3 separate regions of the Mus musculus genome follow, and regions 1 and 3 are each linked to region 2. Evidence: chromatin loops called from intact Hi-C (ENCODE). Cell type or tissue: heart. All regions are shown on one strand.

Region 1 (8,000 bases), 59 kb before region 2:
GTAATAATATTCTGACCCTATAGCTGCTCTCTCTACCTCACCCCTCACCTTATGTGATAGATAATTGTGTCTGGAGACTAGAACTCTCTCTCTCTCTCTCTCTCTCTCTCTCTCTCTCTCTCTCTCTGTTCTGTTTTACTTTTGTTTGGTTTTCTTCAGGTCAGAGAACACTAAACAGCTAGATCTGCTAGGGCTCTGAGAGGCAACTTTATAGTTTTATGTCCCTTTCCTTCATCCGTGAGGAGCTAAGTGGTGAATTCATTTTTTAACAGGCATTGCTTTTAATTAGGAACAGAGCCTGGACAGGTGCTTAGAAGTTTGGACACTCCAAAGAATGTATAATTTAAAGAAGAAAAGAAATATCAACTCACTTGAAAAATGTGTGATTTTCCCTGATGCTAAGAAAAAAACACAACCCCAAAATAAAAAAACAAAAAACAAACAAAAAAAAACCTAGCTGGTATCTGAAGGGACCATGTCCTAACAGTGCTCTCAGTTCTGTTTCTCTCCATCTAATAAAGGAATTCTCCATGGAGGCCTGTTTGCAAAGTCAGTCAGACATTAATGAGGTACAAACCTGGCAGTGGGCGCCCATCACTGTGCTATTGCTATTTTTTAGTCCAGTTTCTTTTCCTTCAGAGAAACTGGGCCTTGTTGGATTTTCATGAAATGTTTCATGGTTTTTGCAAAAACATAAAGATCAACCCAAGACTTTTATAATCTTTGCTTGTCTTAAAAGAATATATATATATATAAAGTTTCTCTTACCCCAAGTTCTCCAGACATCATTCTCTTTGACTAGTTACCATTTCTGCATAGAGAAGGTTATAAGCCAGGAGAAATCCACATCAGGACTAAGGCAGGAACCAAACTGAAGTTGTAGAGAAGAAACTGAAATTCAGGCTCTATTCACATTGACCAAATTTAGAGGAAAATACTCTTCATAGCTCCCCTACGTAATGACTTTAGATAGATCTGTGACTGTCTACGTATTGATTTCTATTTCAATGCTCACTCAATAGCTCATTTTCCTCGGAATAAACAGCCAATTTGCATAAGAAATTATGATAAGAACAAATTCACTCTCTGGGGCGTTTTGAGCTTTTATTGAAAAACATTAGCGCTCTCTCTTTTTTCTTTCTTTCTTTCCTCTTTAATGCTCCATATTGCATAATAGTGCTAACATGACAGGAAAGAGATTTAAGTTTTACACTTAAGAGATTCACTGTAGTAGAGGCTGATGCAGCATAGTGTGTTGAGAATTGTTTAACAGCATACTTTAGCAGCAGTTCAGAGCAATCCAGAAAATAAATTTTCTGATGCAAAAAGGTACACTGAAGTAAAATTACCCTTAGGATAGATAACAACCCTCAAACAAACAAGCCAAAACATCCAAACCGAAGAGACCCAAACAAACCTATGAATAACATACTTGTGAAAAATAAAACAAAGATTTGTTTCAAACTGGAATCACTCAGAAACAAATTTGAATAAGTTGTCATATTTGTAAGTATACAGCTCGGGGTCCCCAATGGAGGAGTTAGAGAAAGGACTGAAGGAGCTGAAGGAGTTTGCAACCTCATAGGAAGAACAACAATAGCAACCAACCAGATACTCCAGAGCTCCCAGAGACTAAACCATCAACCAAAGAGTACAAATGGAGGGACCCATGGCTCCAGCCGCATATGTAGCCTTGTTGGGCATCAGTGGGAGGAGAGACCCTTGGTCCTGTGAAGGCTGGATACCCCAGTGTTTGGGAATGCCAGGGCCAGGAGGCGGGAGTGGGTGGATGGGTAGGGGCACACCCTCATAGGAGCAGGAGGACTGGAATGGGATTGGGAGTTTCGGGAGGGCAAACGTGGAAACCTGGTAATGTTTAAAATGTAAATAAATAAAACATCCAATTAAAAACTCATTTCGGCTTTTGACTGGTGTTTTATTTTAAAAATAGATATTTAGTGTCCTTTATTTCCTTCATATTTCAAAATGTTGAGGATGACCTAGTATACTAGAATGTGTCCCATCATTTTTACTGTTTCCATCTTGCACTTGATGAAACTAAGGCTCAAGTACAGAGTTGCTAGAGGGAACGTGAGTTTGAAGTTAGGACTCTCCACTCTGAGAACAGTCGCCATACCCTATTAACTCTCACCTGATCTCAGTGTAGCTTGCAAACATTTCACTGTTCAGGGTGGATATCAACTGAATGAGCTCCAAGGGACATCCAAATTGTTACTTTGCAAGCATTCTTCATGAAAATAGGGATTTAATATGAAATAACACAGAGGGGGATTTCACTTTTGTTTATTGATTTTCATATGTGTGGAGAAAATACTTAACATTACTGGTAGTTTCAAGTAAATTGACAGGAGAAAGCTTGTAGCATAAAAATCAAAATTTGTTGCTCCCCTGAATGCTCAGCAATGGCTGAGCGGGTAAATTGACTTCTAGAGTATTTTATTTTTTTACTTTAGCCCTGTTATATCTTAATGATAAAAAACAACTCTTTGTAGAAACAATAAGAATATATGGAGAAAGTACTATCCAGTGGTGACAAATATTAACATTTTTCTAGCATTTCCTTTCAGGTTTATGTTTAAATATATAATCTTACAGATCCTGATTACTTTACCTATTTATTTAAAATATGAAACATTTTTTAATTTCAATGTATCTTTAATATTATTTTATGTTATTATTGTTAGGCAAACATTAATTTTTAAGATTGCTTATTACCCTATCAACAAGCTGTTAGTGGGACTTTTTTTTTTCTTTATGGGCATTGTATTAGTCTCAATGTCTTTTCTTTATGAAACGTTCTGTTATAAAAATTTATGTGAATGTCCTGCACCTTGCCTGGGCAGCACAGTAGAGCTGGCTTTGGTGGAGAGAACACAGTGAATCAGCCCAATGGGCGTGACCACAGGAAAGATGGCCCTGCCACTTTGGTGAGGACTGTGGTGAGGTGGAGTAGGCTCAAGGATGATGTCCCCACTCTTGCCACCTGCAGTAGTCAGAATAACTGTTCCCAAGGTTATGAGAACAAGAGAGCTATTCCTATAACTCACTGGTGGGAGACTGGGCCTTGTACCTGTCCTGGACAACACAGTGGAGTGGCCCTGGTGGAGGGAGTGCAGTGTAGGTGATCCTACTCTGAGGATGTGAGAGCCTGAGAATATTCCAGCTCCTCCCTGACTAGAGATCTTGGGAGAGTGGGTCCTAGGCCTTGACTGGGCTCTGGAGTCATGACTGTGGGTGAGCCAGCCTGGAAGGCATCAGAGCAGAAAAGCTGAAACTGCATCCTGCTGATAGTGGCATTGGGTAGCTAGCCAGGAGCAGTGCTGGAGAGCTCGCCCTGGTGGTGCAGATAAGGGAGAGACAGCACAAGCCAACCAGCTCAGCTACCACATAGGCCCAGATCCAGGGAACTGAGTTGGCCAGCCTCAAAATCTACATCATCTGTGTACTGTTGGGGTGTGTGAAAGTGTTGGTCCCGCAGATCCAAAGCTTCAGGTTCTCCATGACATGGTAACAACAGGATAACTGGGAAGAGTTTGGTGAGTATCCAATACTGATGGTGTCACAGAAGCCAGAGACCTCGAACCAGAGCAATGCCTTTTTGCAGTGAATGTTCTCAAGTGAAGATGTGTAGACCGAGGGATATAGAGTGGGACACGCTGTGACACACTACAGCTTCCATGATGATATATTTTTTACAGTTTGTTTTGTTTCGTATATTTTTTTCTTGTTTGTTTGTGTGTTTTTATTTTAGGAGATTTGTTATGAGGCCAGAGGGCAGATGCCAGGATAGGATGAGGAGTGAGACTGGGGGGCATAATGTGAAATGCACAAAGAATCAATAAAAAGTTAAAAATTAATGTGAATGGAGTTTTGGATATGCCCTTGATTATTTCTAAGTGTGGCTATATTAGGCGTGACTGAGGACTTTATCAGCTTTAAATAATGCTAAGAAATATATTACTTGGAAAAATTGTTATTCAAAATTCAAGCTTGTCTATATAATGACATTTTTCCAGTCATGTGAATAATATAAAATATTTGAAGACTAATAATTTGGGGCATATCTGAAATGTGGAAAGTCTGAACTTTAAACTACTGATATGCTGTGATATATAGAATATTTTTATCTAACAGATGCAGTATTTTCCACTTTAATGTCTGAAATTCCTGAATATATAAAGTCCTTGAGAGCACACACCAAAGTCTCTTCAGATTTTCATCATAATATCTAACATTATTCTTTGCTTTTCAATAAATGTTGACAATTAAATGGATAAAATTTAGACCTTAAGGTGGCATAAAGGAGTCTCTAAAAGTCAGATAATTGGTTCAAGGAATGTTATGACTCATACTGCTCACTCTGGTTTCTTTGTTCTTTCACTATTACCAGTGACGCACTGTGTTCTTTTAGAAAACAAAGGCTGAAGTGAAATGGTATGTGCTGCTACTTGATGAATCTCCAATCAGAGGACAGGGAAGGAGAGAAGAAAACAGGAAAAGCCAGTTTCATAAAGAGGTATACCAAGGATTTCTAGCTAAGGCAACTGATCACTTGACTTTGTTTGAACGTTGACTGGTAAGGCTTGTCAACAGCATATAAGCATAGTTCTTAGTAGAAGCAAGAGAGGGAGTATTTGTGTGCCAATGTCCTCTGGAGCATTCATCCAGTAGGGCATGAGAGAAAGTGATGCGTGTTGTAGTGTTGTGACCACTAAAGTCAGTTGCTATGAGATAATCAAGTTAGAGTGTGAAAGGTGTCTGAAACACTACATTGCACATGAGTCAGTTGATATTAAATAAATTATTGTATGTGGAGTTGAGTTAGTGATGGGTACATACTCAGAAACTAGATGTAGTCTATTCTCTCCTTTTCCTCCTCATCCTCCTCCACCTCTTCTTCCTCCCTCCCTCCATCTCTGTCTGTCTGTCTCTGTCTGTCTGTCTGTCTGTCTCTCTCTCTCTGTCTCTCTCTGTCTCTGTCTCTCTGTCTCTGTCTCTCTCTGAGTCACGGTGCCATATAACATGTTTTCTAATGTCATGAAACATTAGTTTCTCTCCAACTAATTTTGTAGCCTAAGATGACCTTGATTTGATATTACTGGCAAGCACTACTGTATCTGGTTTATGCAGCAATGAAGAAAACTCCGGGTTTCATGTATGGTATGTAAGTGCTTTATCAACTGAGCTACTCCTCTAGACACCCCCATCCATACCCTTTAGATATATACAGATTCCACTTAAGCTGGTCAACTGATCAACTGATTCCTCATTTATTTCTCTCAGATGCATTCCTTTCCCCATCTCTGTGCAAACTGTTTTTGAGAGATCTTCATTTTCCTAGGGTGGCAGATTTGTCCAGTGAATATTCTGGAGACAAGTTGTAGAGGGGATGAAAGATGGAAGCTTAGCACCTTGGCCACCTCAGCTTCTTTCATTTACTATTGCAACTGAATCTCCTCTGGGGTTCTAGCTCTCCCCTGAAATCCTTGCTGTGATTCTCAACTCAGCCTTGTCTCCTGAGATGTATTTATTCACAAAGATTCTCTAATTAGTTGCCACATATATAGTAGCTACCGCACACTGCTAACTTACGGATCAACTCACTGTTTCTCCAATAGCTTAAACAAGGGAGTTATTTATTTTCATTCTACATGTAAGAATGTTTGACTGAATGTATGTATATGTGACATGTGAATTTCTTGAGCTTAGGGAGGCCAGGAGAGGGCATAGGACCCCTTGGAACAGGAGTTATAGATGTCTATGAGCCACTACCTGGGTGCTGAGAACTAAACTCTAGTCCTCTTGCAAGAGTAGCAAGTACTTTTAATTTTCGAACCATCTCTCCTATTGCTTTCTACTGGCTTTTAAGTTCTTGGGTCACCTAATAACCAGTTTCTGAAATCAAGTCGGTTTAGATGATATATAATCTTCTTTTCCCCTCCCTTTCCCTCTCTTCTCCTTATCCTCTTTTCTTTCCCCTTTTCTCTCCTCTCCTTCCCCTCCCCTCTTTTTTTTTCTCTGTATTCCTCATCTTGTTTTCTTTTTTTAAGGTAAGATCTTGCTGTATAGCCTGGACTGGGTTCACATATATGTTTGTATTCCTAGGCACTGGAGTTACACATTATGTGCCTCTATATCTAGCTCCTGGTTTTATTCTCTAGGAGGACCTCAGTGATACAGATCGCATCAACCATAATTCATTAGAGTAAATATTTTACTCCCCGCCAACTTCTGATAATTATCAGGAATTTTAAACATTTTTATATACACTTCATAATTTAGATTGTACTTTGTTTGAGGCCATAAGAGGTAAGATTTAGAAGGATGAACATAATCTTGTCAGGATTAACATTTTGCCTCATAAAGAGAGAACATTATTTTTGCCATTAGGTCAGTAGACATAAAACCCCATATATTGAAATTCTGGCTCTTACTTTAATTTTAAGAGTGTTGCAAATGCGAGCTGATAAAGGAAAAAAAAACTGTATTATTTTCTCTCTGAATTTGTAATGCTTTCATTTCCTTTTTCTGAGCTTAAGAATAGAAGTGGAAGGAGAGATATTGAAAGAACTTTTAGAAGGTCAGCTCTCTCTATCCTCATATTTTGCAGCTTCAAACAATCCTTCAAATAATGTGGTACAAACATTTGTACAGCTGAGCTGGGCTATGTGGTTTTAGGGAAGTATTGCGGTATCTGGATCTTTTAAAAGTAAACTTTAAGCAACATTTGTATTATAATTTGCATTATAATTATTATGTCTATCATAGAATGTATAAATTTACTAGGAGAATAAATTTTCAAGGTTCCTCATGAACTCAGTTCATAAGCCTACTTTTCAGATATATAAGCAGAAGTGAATTCATATGCCCAATTTTGCAGAGAGAATAAATATTAAAATTGAATTTAAAATTCAAGTCTACAAAATTAAAATACCTCATCTATACTACACTTCTATATTTACTAAAGAAACTAATCATGCAAAGATTATATGCCCCAGTACAGGGGAATCCAGGGCCAGGAAGCAGGAGTGGGTGGGTTGGGGAGCAGGGCAGGGGGAGGGCATAGGGGACTTTCAGAGAGGAAACTAGGAAAGGGGATAGCATTTGAAATGTAAATGAAGAAAATATCTAATAAAAAAGCATAAAATAATAGCAATTACAGATATAATTGTTGTCATAGTTAGCTTCAGTTGCCAACTTGACACTCTTCGGAGGGAACCTCAGTTGAAGAATTGTCTAGTCACATTGGCTCTTTTGCATATCTGTGGGGGTGTTTACTTAATTGCTAATTGATATAAGAGGACCCAGACACCTGTGGGTCAGTGGAGATAAGCTGAATAAGAAAACAGACTGAGTAAACCAGGGTTCATGAGCCAGTAAATGGGATTCCTCCATGGTCTGTGCTTCAATTCCACGGTTCTCTATATGATGGACTCCAGCATTGTCATGTCATTCATGTGAACCTTTACCTCACCCAAGTTGGTTTTGATCAGCATTTTATCATGACAACAGAAAACAAACTAATATAGAAATTGATACTCAGAGTGGAGTCTGTAGTACTAAAAAGCAACTCTCTGTGATTAATTTCTCCATGTTCTTTACAACTCCCATTTTGGAATTGTACCTCTTGAGTATCAGTTCTTATTGATTTAGAGTTATTAGAACTAAGAGAAAGAAAGCATATACATGGAATAGTTTCTATAATCCTCATAATTTTAAAGTTGGATTGGTTTAGGGATCAACCTCAGTGGCAGAGTGTTTGCCTAGCATGTCCAAGGCATTAGGTATAACTCCCACTGCACCACCACCACCACCACCACCACCACCACCACCAAAACCCATTGAATATTCAACTAATCTTAAATGGGGAAGAAAGGATAACCAGGTTAGAATGGAGCCAGTTAGAATTAACCACATGATAAGTGGAACAGATAGAATTATTTTTTTTTTTTATAGTGTTGGTCTCCAATGTAGGTTTC
Region 2 (8,000 bases):
AGAAATTCTGCTGGGTTTTGCTCCATTCTACAGAAAGAAAGACTTCATGTCGCAAGCTAGAACATTTGTGCCATTAACGGGAGACTTCAAAACCAAGGATAAATTATTCGAGGTAATAGGTGAGTGTGGAGGTTGGGAGGCTTATAAAGTTTTGGTTAGGTGATGATTAAGAAAGGCAAGAAAATAAGTTTTCTAGAAAAATGAGAATTTTAGGACTTAGTCAAGGTAGAGATTTTGTAGGTTACAGTAGAATAAAATAAAGTTAAATTAAATTAAATTAAATTAAAATCTCTCAGCTCAGTTTGTGAGGCTCTAAACAAACCCAAAGAGTATGAGGGAGAGAGAGAAATGCAATGATTCTTATTTTATAAAAAAATTACTTAAGTGGGAAAATGGAGTATGTGTGTGCATGCTTCTCTGTCTGTCTGTCTCTCTCTCTGCACGTGCATGTGCATAACTGTATATGTGTACATGCTTGTGTTTTTATATGTTTGTTCTGGAATGGGGGCAGAGAGCTGAGAGTGGGGCATGTTATTTTTAGGTGGTCTGATCTTAACCTAACCATTCCAGTGGGTTAGGCTTAGTGTTCCTAACCCTAGCACCTGGAACCTACCTATTTTCCACAGGAGCCACTCTCACGAATCTTCAGACTTCCTTTTTTCCTTGGAAGTCCTTATTTGTTTCCTTTGGATTGGATGCTGTTAAGGTTCTTTGTATTTCAGATGTGGCACTTTCATATCTGCATCATAGCACAGGTTGAGATCTGTGAATCTGTGACAGGTATTTGCTTACATGGATACGTGGGCACAGACTGTGTGGCATCACTGAAACTGAGGAGAAGCTTTCCGTATGTTGCAAAGCCACACATATAAGGGCTAATTCTGCTACTATATCATAAATTAAACAACTTCAGTCAAAGTTTTATAACCCATGCGAATCTCAATTTCTTTATATCATAGTGACAGAATAGTACCAATCATACATAATGTTTAGTCGTGCAGGTTAAGCAAGACAACATGCATGCAGATAACTTAGAACATTGTCAGTGATGGGATGGTCACTCAATGACTAGTCCATACCATGACCAAGTAGTCAATAAATACTTGTTCCATGTTCTGAATGAGTATTGTCATTAGAGTGCCTTCTATTCAGGTGAATTGTTGCTATTATTTAGTAGTTTCTCTTCCTGATACCTAAGAAAGAAAGATGCTTATGAAAACTTCAGGCATTTAAATGTTTAAAACTTTCTGGACCACAAGAAGAATAAATAGCCAGTGACATGTATAAGCATACTTTGCAAAGTTTCCATGTGATCCAATAAAAACATCCGAGCTTCGATACAACCATTATCTTTAGTACATTACTCAATCTCATCTTTCAACTCTCTGGAAGCATTCCATAGCTATTGTGGATTGATCTTACAAATTGCTTTTGGAAACTGGTCCCAAGATCTTATACCCTATGCCCTCAGCCCTGATTCTACCATTCTCTAAAACATCCTTCTGATGGCCTAACAGTAAGTCAGTCCTCTCTTTCTGGCACCTGTAAGACTGCACAAGGACCTAACCTTTATTTTGGAATCAAAAATGATTGCTTTCAGTTTTGGAGAAGTCAGTCCCTCCCATTTGCTGGAATGAGCTCCAATTTGGAACGACTTGGAACAAGTAGCTTCTCTAGGTGCCTGTAGGAACTTTTCTCTGTTCCTCCACCTACAGGGTAGGGGTGGGGCAGGGATGGGGTGGTTGTGGAGGGTGTTTGGGATAAATTTGTTTGTGCCATAATCTCAAGGTGCTCTGACTGGAAGAAGATAGGAAAACCAGATCCCACATTACAGCTTATTTGCTTGTTTCCCCTTCAGTAATTACATTTCAGCCCCCACCCCATTATTTTAAAAATTAAACAACTAAAGCAGTCTTCCAGGTGTCTTTCCCCACGTCAGCAGCGACAGGGTGAGTGCAGTGCACAGGGGCATATCTATAATTCAGCTCAGGAATATTTTCCTTAATAATTAATCAGGAATCACAAAAGAAGGAAGCCCAATAGGGCCCATGAACAAAGCTGCTGGAGAGTACAGCTACCCAGGTGCCAACTGACCAGCCCAGGACTGATCTGCTCCCGTAGCTGGACCTGTGTACCGTACTGCTTATTCAAACCATAAGGTGTGCTGAGGGAGATGGCCCAAGACCCAAACCTGACCATCACCTTGATTCCCCTCCCACTACACCCTGCCCGGTCTCTGAGCTAACCTTTCTTGTATACCACATCTATGTCCCAGAGACATCCACAAACTAACCACTAATGAAAAAGCACCTAAAGTTTATCTGGGGTGGGGTTGCCTTCCTAGAGACACACTTAGTTGCTTATAGGATAGGAAATGTGGAGTACTTAAACAAACAAACAAACAAACAAACAAACAAACAAACAAGTGGATGGCAGTAAAGTTTGGGGCACTAATATAAAGCCTCTCCAATGGCCCACATGGGCTCTCCAGTTCAGCTTCAATTATCTTTGCAGCAACAGTTTCACAGAGGGGTCAACTCAGCCTTTCAAAAGCTCCAGCCTAGGCCATTTTTAACAGTTTGTCCATAACCCTCCAGCCTCCCTCCTGTTGTGACTTGAGCCTCCTGTACACAGTAGCCTTCGCCGGGGGTCAGACTTCATATTCGACCAGTCTCTAACATATGGTCTAATACATGGGTAAAGTTGATCTTTCTCTGTGCCAACTGGGCCAGCAGCTGAAGCTGCAGACTCTCAGTGTTCCAGGAACGCTGAGACTAAGGTTGGGGTGTACTCACGGGGAGGGGAGGGGGAGGATTTCTGGACCTGCAGTCTGGCCAGAGATGCACCTGAGCCCTACTACCACACCTCTAGGGGTAAACAGATGACCAATGTCTGGGGAGATAAAAGATCAGGGTAAGAAGGGAAGCTGCCCCAAGCTATCCACCCCATTTTCTGGACTGCATCTTTCATCGAAGTCCCTCTCTCCCAGTGTCTCTAGTGGCACCTGTGCTGTGGTCGGTCCTGGACTTCTATTCCAGTTCCTACGGGACACATCTGCCTCCGGGATTTGCTCCTCGCTTGGGGGTGATACCCAAGTGCTCCTGGGATAGTTTCCAGAAGCTAAGCAGTCGTGGGGGCTGGGCCGACGGGTGGGGTCGCAGCGTCGTGACTGTGCCCGCCCAGCCATGCGGGGAGGCACCCCTAGTGACAGCCCCAAAGGCCACACCCTCGGCCCGGCCAGGCCCCGCCCCCGCCCGTGCGCGCTGGCAGCCTGGGGAGGCGTGTGCTGCTCCTGCAGCCAGCTAGAGAGCAAGACTGGGATGGATACTGGAGAAGGAATGCAGGCTTAACAAGTGATCGCTGCTGTCTAGGATTTTGAGTCTTTTTCGGAGAACCTTGACTTCCGTTCCCAGCCCATGTCTGCTGTGCCGAACTCCAGAGGAACCAGAAATCTCCGGGGTCTACCTTGGGGCGTCCCCAATCTCCACCTCTGGGCTCCAGTAACGAGGACTCTGCAATACCCCCTAGCCCCCTGGCCAAGACAACCGAACTTGTTCCGTGGATATTTGGGATCCTCCACCTGCCAAACCTGAGCGATTTTTTTTGTACTGCGCCCCCACCCCCAATGATTCTGCCCCTCCTCCAGCTGTTGCAGCGTGGAAAAGGGGAAACAAATCACCGGGGGGGATTTTTTTCGTCTATTTTTATTTTTCGCACTTGCTGGGAATGGTAAGTATGAGATCTTTCTTATCTTTCCTTCACCTTACTCTTTTGGCTGTTGAGAAACTGTGGACATTTGAGGAATAAATAATATTGAGAATGTGACAGAAGGACATGAATGGAAGGCGGTTAAAAATAAACCAGGAGGTGGGAGAAGGGAGGTGCAGATGCTACGCGGCGCTCCAGGGGCAACCCAGGGGATGGGGCGAGTGCGCCCTGCTTAATGTGCCAGAGCGGGAACCCAGGTCTGGAGGCTAGGGCGCAATTAAAGATGTCGTTCCCCCAACGAGGTGGGGTTTAGATTCAGCATCATTTTCGTTTTGCCTGATCCCAGCCTCACCGTTCCTCTCCTTTGCGAACAGCTGATGAGCCGGTCTGTATTGTTGCCTCTCCCAACATTCAGATGGCATGCATTTTCAGAGTGTTTGAGCAGTCCACAGGGACTGGATAAATGGTGTGCGTTGAGTTGATGTACGTGTTTCTTGGTGTTGGTTTTTCTGATTCTATCACCTTTTTATGTTTTAATTTTGTCCCTCTCTGCCCTTCTCCCAAATTTGGTTCAGGTACCACCCTAACACAGTTGCAGAAATTAGCATCTAGAAAGGAAAGCAGCCTTGTTGTTGTTGGGTAGGAAGGGAAGAGGGAATGCTTGTTGGTATTTGGGAACATAGAAGCAAGAATAGGTGCCCTGCAAATCCTATTAGTTTAATGGTGTTAAGAAGGTCTCTTGCATAAAGTCTGCTTGATTCTCCTAAGAAGAATACCTGGAGAAAGAGAGATTTTAAATCAGCTTGGTTTGTTTGAAAAAATGGTTTGGTGGGTTTACAATTTGTCTTTTCTTTCTGTCTTCCTTCCTTCCTTCCTTCCTTCCTTCCTTCCTTCCTTCCTTCCTTTCTTTCTTTCTTTCTTTCTTTCTTTCTTTCTTTCTTTCTTTCTTTCTTTCACTTTCTTTTCTCTATCTCCCCTTTCCCACCATGCCTCCCTGCTTCACTGCCTACTTACCTCTCTCCCTCCCTTCCCCCTTTCCTTCTTTCTGTCTCTCTAGGATAGTAAGGTAACTAGTAGCCAATTGAAAGGAAAACAGTTTTCTTTTTGAATGTCAAAGAGTTAGAAAAATAGTAATTAACAAGCCTAAATAAATAAAAGAATAAGGAAGCATTTGCTGTAGAACACAATGAAGGCAGTTCCAGAGCTTGTAGAAGTTACAGTGAGCTGGAAGACCCTCAAATTCATGACATTTGGGGGAGTTACTTGAGTAGAAGAAACATCTTCACATTTGTAAATCTATGGGTATGTCAGTTATTCAGGGCTTAAGTGGTGTCTGTACAAACTGTTTGTGGGTGCTGAGAAGTTGAACACATTCTCAGGCTTTTTGGATTCTGTCAATCTTAAAAAGATGTTGGCTGACATTCCACAGTGAACGTAGTCATAAGGTGGTTTTGTACACAAGGCCTTAGAGGTTTCACCACGGTAAACACTTATGAATGTAAGATGATGTGACCAGGACAACAGAAGAGGGGGGTGTTGCTAGGGATAACTTCTGAGGTGTATTTTCTGGAGTCTTTTGGTTTCAACCAAGGGTGTGTGTGTGTGTGTGTGTGTGTGTGTGTGTGTGTGTGTGTGATGCCCTGTGTTTGCCATTTAAGTTATGGGACCAACACTCAAAGTGAAGAGCAGCAGGTGCTCAAGGGTAGAATCCTGTTAATGGCTTCAGAAAGCCATGGCTCTCATGCCGCCGAAGTGTTTCCAGTAATAGAAACTAGAGGATGCCCAGAACTCTACCTGTTATCATCATTGCCAATTCTCTGGCTCATTTTCTGTATTCTTAGAAGTCCTCTTGGCCAGAGTAAATGGAAGAAGCAGGTGGTCAGAGTTAGGGGCAAGTTTCCTAAGTCCTGGCTGAGGAGATAAAGTCAATGGACTTAGGAGAGCAAAGTAAGAAAAGAGGGCCAGGGATAGCAGATGAGGCAGAGAGATTGGGATATGAAAAAAAAATGTGTGGTGAACTGGAGGGCGAAAGAACAGGATACAGTGAAATGGGGGGTGGGGTGGGTAAAGTGTGTACTCTAAATGCTGCATCCACATGCTTCAGAAGACTATATCAGGTGAACATGACGGCACTTCAAGGAGAGGGGATGGTTACCAAGAGAAGTGGGAACTGAGATCTGCTTCTAGGCCGTGGGTGGTAGGGAGTGTTCAGGAAGCTGGAGTAGAGAAATAAAAAAAAACAACAACAACAACAGGGGCTTGTTTCATGGAGTCAGAGAATGCCAGGTTCACACAGGCATTGTCTAGTGTCATAGTGACATATCTGTCCAAGTTCTGTCTTACCCCACCTCAGAGAGCATCGGCAAAGACTGTGAATTTAGAGAGTGGGTAGATAGATGACAGCCTAGTTTAATGCTGTGTTATCCATAACTGACATATCTGTTGCTATTTACTATGTACATAGACAGTGTGCTATCCTGAGAGCATCCATGATCTCCATGGATCCTTACCAATGTGGGGTAAAGGGGATTGATTATGTTGTCTACATTTTATGATTAGGAAATTGATGATCATTCAAGTAGTGGAGTCTAAACTGAAGAAAAATGTTTTATTTCCCCACTTCTTTAATCCCAAGAAAAAGAAAAATGTAAGGGTACTTAATTCAGCAACATTCCATGAGTGAAAATTTTAAGGAGAATTCCTTGAGATAAATGAATACTGGAAACAGCTGTAAAGTCAGAGCATCACTGTTGTGGAATGAAGAGGATACTATTGAGAATTAAACCTGGCATTGGTGAAGGGGCAGAGGAAAGCAAGAACCGTGTGGGTTGAGAATGGACAGGACCTAAACAAATGAGTTGCCACCAAACAGACTGATCTGAACCAATGACAAAAGAAGAGAGCAAGGTGGATGCTGAGTGGGAGAGATTTTAGAGCAGCCTGCCCCGTATTCTTGAAAAGTTATGGTCTCCTGGTGTGTGTTTCATGATTTGCCTGAGGACAAGAGCAGTGTATGTGGAGTAAAGGGCTGTTTGCTCTCTATGGTTTGATTCTTTTTTTTTTCCCCTGTGCTTATTTCCCATCCCTCTTCAGGTGAAGTGCTTCTTGTGAATGATTCTAGCCAAAGGATGCTCTTCATTTCCTGCTTTCTATGGAGACCTCAGTGTTGAGTTTGCCTCTGCTGGAACTGCGTCTACCACCTTCTCTACCTTCCAAGGTCTTTGCCTCTATCTACAACCTGGCATTGTCTGTGGGTCCATGAAGGCTTGGATGACCTTAGAGGGAAGGTCTGGGAGTCCACCCTCATAGACTAAGCAGCAATGGCTGGGCATATTTTAAGCCGCATTTTAACATGGGTCAAGCCATCAGTAGAAGGCAAGTGCTAAGACTAAAGACTTATTTGAATTTTATTTAAATTAGATGGACTGGGCCTTGGCCAATTTCCATGCAAGAAAAAGTATATTTCATTTTCTAGGCACAACTTCTGAGTGTCAGATACTTGCTGTCTTTGAGTCTTGTGGCGTCATCACCGGACAGCATCCCAGACAGACTTCCAGATTTGAACATCTACCCCCCAACACGTAGGTGTATGGGAGACCACATCATTTCATGACTTATGTTTGAGGAACACTAGGCTGTTGTCTAGACGAGGCAAGCTCTGGAAAGCAACGCCGAGTCTCTGAGAAGAGGGAGCATAGGCTGTGCTGATTTAAAAACAGAAAATGCAAAGTTGGACTGAAAATATCCCACGTCTTCTAAGCAATCTGCTTAAGGCTTCCAAACTTACCTTAATTTGGTAAGAAAATAAGCTGCCCTATTTTTCTTTCTTCTTCTCTTACAACTGGAAGCAGCCATTTCCCCAAACCACCACCATGGAAGTGGCGATGGTGAGTGCCGAGAGCTCAGGGTGCAACAGCCATATGCCTTATGGTTATGCAGCCCAGGCCAGGGCCCGAGAGCGGGAGAGACTCGCTCACTCCAGGGCAGCTGCAGCTGCTGCTGTCGCAGCTGCCACGGCTGCTGTCGAAGGCACTGGGGGTTCTGGTGGAGGCCCCCACCACCATCATCAGACACGTGGGGCCTACTCCTCCCATGATCCTCAAGGTAGCCGTGGAAGTAGAAGGAGGAGGCGTCAGCGAACTGAGAAGAAGAAACTCCACCACAGGCAGAGCAGTTTTCCTCATTGCTCAGACCTGATGCCCAGTGGCTCTGAAGAGAAGATCCTGAGGGAGCTAAGCGAGGAAGAGGAAGACGAGGAGGAGGAAGAGGAGGAGGAGGAGGAGGGAAGGTTT
Region 3 (8,000 bases), 580 kb after region 2:
TAGAACTTATCATAAAGCCTATTTACCAAACAAAAATTTGTCTTTCAGGAGGACCTGGAAGTCCTGCGTGGGCATATTAGTCATCTCAGACTACCAATCAAGAGGACCACGGAGTACCACGGAGTAGGTGAGTTACTTTTCTCACCATCTAAAAGATTTGAAGTCAAAGATCAAAGTTTGAGGAGCATTAAAGGGTGAGGTTTCTTCTCCAGATTTGGAGATGGCTACCTGCCCACAGCATGCTCCTCGAGACGTTACTCTGAACACCATGGTGGAACAAGAAAGTACTGTAATCTATTCTTCCAAACCTAGAGAACTGTCCAGACCACCATTATTCCTCGCTTACAGGAGGGATGACTACTCAACCAGTTAAATTTGGTGCCAGGATTTCTACAATTAATTTTTGGTGGAGGTATTTCAATCCAGAAAGCGATCAAAATTGATGCTACTCAGACTCATCCATCTGACCTTGTCCCTTCCCCAGACTTCTTCCCCTCCTTATTTCTGTCCTGTCTTCTTCCATGTACTGCAGATTGATACAAGACTTTTGCATATGTTAGGTAATCATGCTGCTACCACTCAGCTACATTTTTGTCCTTCAAACTATATGTGTTGTGAGGCAGGTTTCAGTAATGTGCTCAGATTGCTCATTGTCACATCCCTAGAAGGCCCCACATTTTCAATCCTGTTTCCTCCATCCTCCAGTACCTGGGGATAACATCTGTTGCTATGTCTAACCCTTGGTTTTTCTTTGCTGAAATGAGATCACTGAACAAAACTTCAAAGGAAAAGGAAGACAAAACCAAATAATCTAAAGTAACAAAATGGGATGTCTCTTTGCATATTTGTTGCCCTGAAATTCCCCAGGAAAGGAGTTTTGTAAGTTGACAATTACTATGCTCTTTACTCAACAGTCCCTTAAAATCTTTTTTTCCAGGAGCCCAAAGCCAGGGTCAATGTCAGCATAGCTGAGATGCTTTAACATTTGCTTTCTGACCGGTGTATATAGCTAACCCTAAATAAGTAAGTACAATTTCTTACTCTCATTTCCTGCCTTTCTCCCCTCCCCTCCTTCTGTCTTAACACCTGCTTCCTATAGCCATAATTTTCTCTTACTCATTTAAAAGGAAACACTTTCTAAATTAATTCTTCCCCTTTTCATTCTAATTTGATAATCACTTTTACTCTTAGAGTAACTAAGTTCTTTGTAGATGCAGTTTGAATGCTGTGTTTAATTTAGGGCTGGCTACTGTATGAGAGGCTGCACAGGATCACCTCAAAGGCTAGCCAATCTCTTCAGTGTGCCATTATGGTCTAGAACATACTATGAGTTTGTAACAGTAAAAGTACCTCTGTTCTTAAAATGTGATCAAAATTCAACACATCATGAAAATATGTGGCATGCTTTCACAGAGTCTATTCATTATTATTCTAATAAAAGAATTTTTTTTGTCTTTTGGTGTTTTTTTTTTTTTTTTTTGGTTTTATTTTTAGCTTATTGAGGTACTATTGCATGACAGACCTTGTGCCAAAACAAAATACTGCCATGGCACACACCCCAATTCCTGATGAGAAAATTATAGTCTAGCAGGGAAAATGAACACAAATATTTTCTGCCTAATATCAGAGAGAATCACACCAGATAGCAGTCCAGAGTATCTCATTAAAGGCAGCAGGAGGAGCAGGACAGAAAGAAACTTCTTTAAGGATATTAATCCCACGAAGGAAAGGAACAAACAGCGAGTCCTGTGAATGTTGAGTTAAAGACTTACAGTAGATTTAGCTATTAAATTGAATATAAGGAAGTATTAAAGATCATCCTGATACTAAAATACAAAAGGGTTAAAAAACGTTTTCGTTGGTGCATTTGTGTGTGTGCATGTGTGTGTATTTAAAAATATCATTTTAAAATATTTTTAAACTATCATTAAATAAAATATTTCTTTAAAATAATCTTGTTCCATGTAAGACATATATGAATAGGCTGCTCTAATATTTTATTAGGCATCTTTTAATCCTTCATTAATTAATCTACCAAAATATGATTGAAATTTATTGCACATGCCATTTTATATATATATAGTAACTTGGGACTAACATAATAATGCTTCTCAATGTCATTTACTGATGAAATTTCCAAGCTGGAAAATATAACTTTCCAAGCTATGTCGTTAGATGAAGAGATCAAGGACAATGATAAGGTTACTTACTTGCCTTTTAGTATATGCCAGTTCCATTGTATGACATCATTCATTCATTCATTCATTAATCCATTCATTTATTTATTTAGAGACAATCTCCTGTAGTCCAGGTTGTTTTGAAATTGCTATGTAGCCAAGAATGATTTAGACTTCTGACCATCCTGATTCTATCTCTCCAGAGCGTGTTAGTGTAACAGGTGTGAGATACCATGCCCAGATTATGGGTACAGGGCGCTGTGATAGTTCCGAGCTCTTCATGAATGCTAAGCAAGCATGCTGACAACTGAGCTACAACCCAGATCAAATTCTCTGTTTTTCAGAGGAGACTTAAAAGTGTGCTGATCTGCTTCCTATTGCGTTTTCTCTTACGGCTTTAGGTGTACTAGGTTTTCTTCACTTTAAAAGTAAGCAAAGGCTATGGGATGTGTGTCTCATTCTGCCTTGTTTTGAACCATGTTGTCTTACTCAGGGTTTCCATTCCTGCACAAACATCATGACCAAGAAGCAAGTTGGGGAGGAAAGGGTTTATTTGGCTTACACTTCCATACTGTTGTTCATCACCAAGGAAACCAAGGAAGTCAGGACTGGAACTCAAGCAGGTCAGGAAGCAGGAGCTGATGCAGAGGCCATGGAGGGATGTTCTTTACTGGCTTGCTTCCACTGGCTTGCTCAGCCTGCTCTCTCTTTTAAAGATGTATTTATTTATTATACGTAAGTACACTGTAGTCTTCAGATACACCAGAAGAGGGCATCAGATCTCATTACAGGTGGTTGTGAGCCACCATGTGTTTGCTGGGATTTGAACTTCGGACCTTCGGAAGAGCAGTCGGGTGCCCTTACCCACTGAGCCACCTCACCAGCCCCCTCAGCCTGCTCTCTTATAGAACCCAGGACTACCAGCCCAGAGATGGTCCCACCCACAAGGGGCCTTTCCCCCTTGATCACTAATTGAGAAAATGCCTTACAGTTGGATCTCATGGAGGCATTTCCTCAACTGAAGCTCCTTTCCCTATGATAACTCCAGCTGTGTTAAGTTGACACACAAAACCAGCCAGTACACATGTCTTTTCCTCTCACTAACATATTGGATAAGTCTCTATTTTTCTACACTTGAAGAATAAGGATAATAGTCATTATTCATAGAATTATGAGATTTAAACAGATTTATTCACATTACATTCCTGCTGCACAGCAAATGACCAAGAATAATTAGCACCCAGTTGTTACCTCCCAGCTCTGTTGATGTTTCGGTCAGAGGTATTCTCTGGGATGACTTGCTGTTTTGCTCTGGGAAGCACAAGGCTGAAAGTAAATTATAAATCAGACTGAGTTCTTAATAAGAAGATGGAGACAAACCTAATGGTAATCTTTTGAGTTTAATGCAGGGGCACCTGATTCAGTGTCAACTACCAGTTTGGGCCGGACTCACATCTCAAGAACTTCCAGACCTATGATAGATCCCTGGTCTATTCCATCTTTCCATCAGCCATAAAGTATAAGATCTTTTTCCTGCTTCTACTCTTTGGATTTCTTTAGTTACTAGGTGAAATTTTTGCTTTTTGAATGTTTGTGCATTTTTTTTAGACCCAGAAAATAAATGATCCTATATTAATGTCAGCAGAGCTATATGATGTAACCTAATCATAGAAGTAAGATCTATCAAGGTCACAATCCCTGTCATTATGTAGGATGCAAATGACAAGATATCAAGGTAGCAAGCATGCAGAAAATTTAACACAAGCAAGGTCATGATAAAAGTCTTTTGTGGCAATTATGGTGAATAAATATGTAACATCGTCAATTATTTAAAATCATCAGTCAAATGAAAGGAACACAAATGTTTATTATTCAGTTAAGAAAATTCTGAATGAAGACTGAAATGCTCAATCAGGGTACAGCAAAGCACAAGTAAGATATTGGCCAAGAATCAACTTTACATAACAGAATCCAGAGCTGCCTGAGTACTCCCAACAGTGTGCAGAGCCTGCCTTCTTCTGGTGCTTTTAGAGAATGGCAGGAAGAAAAATAAAACCACGTTAAGGATATTTGTTGATTTTTAGATTTTACAGTTTAGTAGTTCATTCTTTTTGGCATCATTAGCTATGACTCTATGTTATGTGATTTTTTTTTAATAATGTGGAAGAGAATGTTAATAATTCATTATGCTTGTTATGGCTCCATCTTTCTGCAGTGACAGTGTCCATCTAATTAATTACATAACTTACAGCTGCTCCTAAGCCTCATATGAGTACACTCCATTGGTTAAGCAAGCCAGCATGGTGTGGTGAATTCTACATATTCGTGCTGAAAGTTTGTAAAAATATAGTAAACCTCTTATGAAATTACCACAAGTTAAATATTTCTTATAAACTTCCTGAGGACATCATATCCTATCTGTTCACTCTTGCTGCTGATTGGCTATGTTCTTTGATGAATTTTTTGGACTTTAGCAAATTCAGACTTTTTTTTTTGTAACTGCCTGATTAACCCTTTGCAATGGATAATATTCATTGTTCATTTTACAGTATTTAGAATCAAATCTCATATAAGCCCTTGGACCTGCTTTTCAAGGTTCATCCAGGTTTGTTTAATCAAAGTAGGAAGAAGCACCTTCACTGTGGGTGGTCCCATCCTATGAGCTGGGTCCTGGAATGTATGAAATGGAAAAAGGCAGACGAAAATAAGCATCCAGGCTTGTCTGCCTTCTGGGTGATGATGCTGTGTGGCCAGCCAGCCTTCCACTTGTGCTGCTATGCCTTCTCCACTGTGGTAGAATATATTGTTTCAAACTGTAAGCCAGAACATGCCCTTTCTAATTTAAATTTCTTCTTGTCCAGTATTTTCTCACAGCAACAAGACAACCGATTATGTCCCATCAGGACACTTCTATTTAGTACATTTTAAATTATGGAAGTTAACTTGTGTGCTTTTTGCCTCTGCTCTTTTTCTCTAAATGAGAATTTTGAGTGCTGGATTAGTAAATTCTATCAATATAAAACGCAACCTTTCCCTCAAATAGAATAATGGCTATCTAGTCCTGAGCTAATTTTTAGTAATCATGGCTCAGGGATACAAATTTTGGTTGCCCCAAACTGTATATTCTGTAATGAAGGTGATTACCTGAACATTTATCTACACACCATTAAAAAAGCAATCACTGGTCAGAGCATTTACCAACTGCATTGGTAGTAACAGCAGGAAGTTAGGTTAAAGCAAAACAAAGAAAAAATGACCACCACTGGCTTCAGACAGTGCCTAATGAAACTTAGTGTTTGGTTTGGCAAATGCTAGCAGTCCCCTAAAAATATGTTCCGAATGGTTTACTCAACAGTCAAGCATATTAATTCAGACATATTAAGTACTTAATAAATATCTATTAAGAGGGCAAAAAATAGCTCATGATAATTTTGGATTTTCATTGGTAGCATTTCTGCTGTTCACAGTCACAAATTTCTTTTTTTTAATTGAATATTTTCTTTATTTACATTTCAAATGTTATTCCCCTTCCCGGTTTCCCCTCTGAAACACTTCCCTCCCCAATCCCTCTCCCTCCCTCTGGTCACCAACTCACCCACTCCTGATTTCTGGCCCCAGCATTACCCCACATTGGCGCATAGAGCCTTCACAGGATGAAGGGCTACTCCTCCCATTGATGCCCAACTAAGCCACCCTCTGGTATATATGCAGCTAGAGGCATGAGTCCCACCATGTGTGCTCTTTGGTTGGCAGTTTAGTACCAGGCAGCTCTGGTGGTACTAGTTAGTTCATATTGTTGTTCCTCCTATGGGCTGCAAACCCCTTCAGTTCCTTAGGTCCTTACTCTAGCTCCTTCATTGGGGACCCTATGCTCAGTCCAATGGATGGCTGTGAACATCCACTTCTGTATTTGTCAGGCACTGGCAGAGCCACTCAGGAGAGAGCTATATCAGGCTCCTGTCAGAAAGCACTGTTTGGCATCCACAACAGTGTCGGAGTTTGGTGATTGTATATGGATGGATCCCCAAGTGGGCCAGTCTCTGGATGGTCATTCCTTCAGTCTCTGCTCTATACTTCATCTCTGTAACTCTGTCCATGGTCGTTTTGTTCCCACTTCTAAGATGGATTGAAGTATCCATACTTTGGTCTTCTGACCCATCCAGCAGGTCCAGTTATTCGAGGGTCTCTAGGGGACCTCCTCCTAAGAACCAAGTGGGGGGTAGAGAGAGACGAGGGCCTTGTGCGAATAACGACACGGAGACGTTCTGGAATGCATCAAAGCCCCAAATGTATTAGCCAGGCCCGAGGTTTAAATGCACAAGCAAAAGGGGAAGTGCCTTTCAGCAGGAGGAATGGGGCAGAGGAAATGCACCTCAGCAGGAGGGATGGGGCAGTGGAAAGAGAGGAAGTACTTCTCAGCAGGCAGGATGGGGCAGTGGAAATTTTTCCTTTGGCAACTACATGGAGAAGCAGGAACTTGGTGGTATCAGGGTACATCTTGAGGTCAGGACATCCTGCACTGACTTTCTCGAAGCGGTGCTTCAGGTGGCCCGCTTTTGACTCCCTTTTCTTCTCGGGGGGGGGGGGGGGGAGGCCCAATTCAGAGAAAAGGACAATAGCGTTGCCTTAATAGCTCCCAACAGTCTTCCTTCTTGAGTTTCATGTGGTTTGTGAATTATATCCTGGGTATTCTGAGCTTCTGGGTTAATATCCACTTATCAATGAGGGCATATGATGTGTGTTCTTTTGTGATTGGGTTACATCATTCAGGAAGATATCCTCTAGTTCCTTCCATTTGCCTAAGAATTTCATGAATTCATTGTTTTTAATGGCTGAGTAGTAGTACTCCATTGTGTAAAAGTACCACACTTTCTGTATCAATTCCTCTGTTGAGGGACATCTGGATTCTTTCCAGCTTCTAGCTATTATAAATAAGGCTACTATGAACATAGTGGAGCATGTGTCCTTATTACATGTTGGAGCATCTTCTGGGTATATGCCCAGGAGTGCTATTGCTTGATCCTCTGGTAGTACTATGTACAATTTTCTGAGGAACTGCCAAGCTGATTTCCTGAGTGGTTGTACCAGCTTGCAATCCTACCAGCATTGGAGGAGTGTTTCTCTTTCTCCTTATTCTTGCCAGCATCTGCTGTCACATGAGTTCCTGATCTTAGCCATTCTGACTGGTGTGAGGTAGAATCTCAGGATTGTTTTGATTTGCATTTCCTTGATGACTATGGATGGTGAACACTTATTCGGCATTTAGGTGCTTCTCAGACATTCGGTATCCCTTAGGTGAGAATTCTTTGTTTAGCTCTGTATCCCATTTTTAATAGGTTATTTGGTTCTCTGGAGCCTAACTTCTTGAGTTCTTTGTATATATTGGGTATTAGCCCTCTATCAAATGTAGGATTGGTAAAGATCTTTTCCCAATCTGTTTGTTGCCTTTCTGTCTTATTGACAGTGTTGCTTGCCTTAAAGAAGCTTTGCAATTTTATCATCTCTCATGCACATGGATTGGCGGGATTTATATAGTTAAAATGGCTAACTTGATGAAAGCAATCTACAGATTCAGTGCAATCCCCATCAAAATTCCAACTAAATTCTTGATTTAGATAGAGCAATTTCCAAATTCATCTGGAATAATAAAAAACTCAGGATAGTGAAAACTATTCTCAACAAAAGAAGAACCTCTGGTCGAATCATCATCCCTGACCTTCAGCTGTACTACAGAGCAATTGTGATAAAAGCTGCACAGTATTGGTCCAATGACAGGCAGGTAGATTAATGGAATAGAATTGAAGACCCAGAAATGAACCCACA

What was found. A loop is a pair of places that touch in the nucleus more often than their neighbours do. Peaks named below come from ENCODE experiments on the same cell type or tissue, not always from the same donor. Only the 100,000 strongest peaks of a DNase experiment are listed, where the experiment ranks them.
Region 1: it touches region 2 in a loop (2.2-fold over the local background); 2 of 42 quality-filtered maps call a loop at or near these places.
Region 3: a loop joins it to region 2, with 2.7 times the contacts of the local background. A loop is called at or near these places in 5 of 42 quality-filtered maps.

What each region holds. Positions count from the first base shown.
Region 1 is chr2:107,228,580-107,236,579 of GRCm38, forward strand. No RefSeq gene overlaps it. Among named protein-coding and RNA genes, the nearest start is that of Kcna4, 58 kb to the right of the region's middle. In heart, a CTCF peak has its summit at 3,355; no DNase peak of the experiment used is centred here; H3K27ac peaks cover 185 bases.
Region 2 is chr2:107,287,343-107,295,342 of GRCm38, forward strand. It overlaps Kcna4 (potassium voltage-gated channel, shaker-related subfamily, member 4), which reads left to right and starts at 3,247. Exons shown (of 2, transcript NM_021275.4): 1 at 3,247-3,729; 2 at 6,802-8,000. The coding sequence starts at 7,581. In heart, a CTCF peak has its summit at 3,237; a DNase peak (open chromatin) is centred at 3,219; H3K4me3 peaks cover 1,925 bases; H3K27ac peaks cover 1,423 bases; H3K27me3 peaks cover 946 bases.
Region 3 is chr2:107,865,330-107,873,329 of GRCm38, forward strand. No RefSeq gene overlaps it. Among named protein-coding and RNA genes, the nearest start is that of Gm23439, 17 kb to the right of the region's middle. In heart, a CTCF peak has its summit at 4,193; no DNase peak of the experiment used is centred here.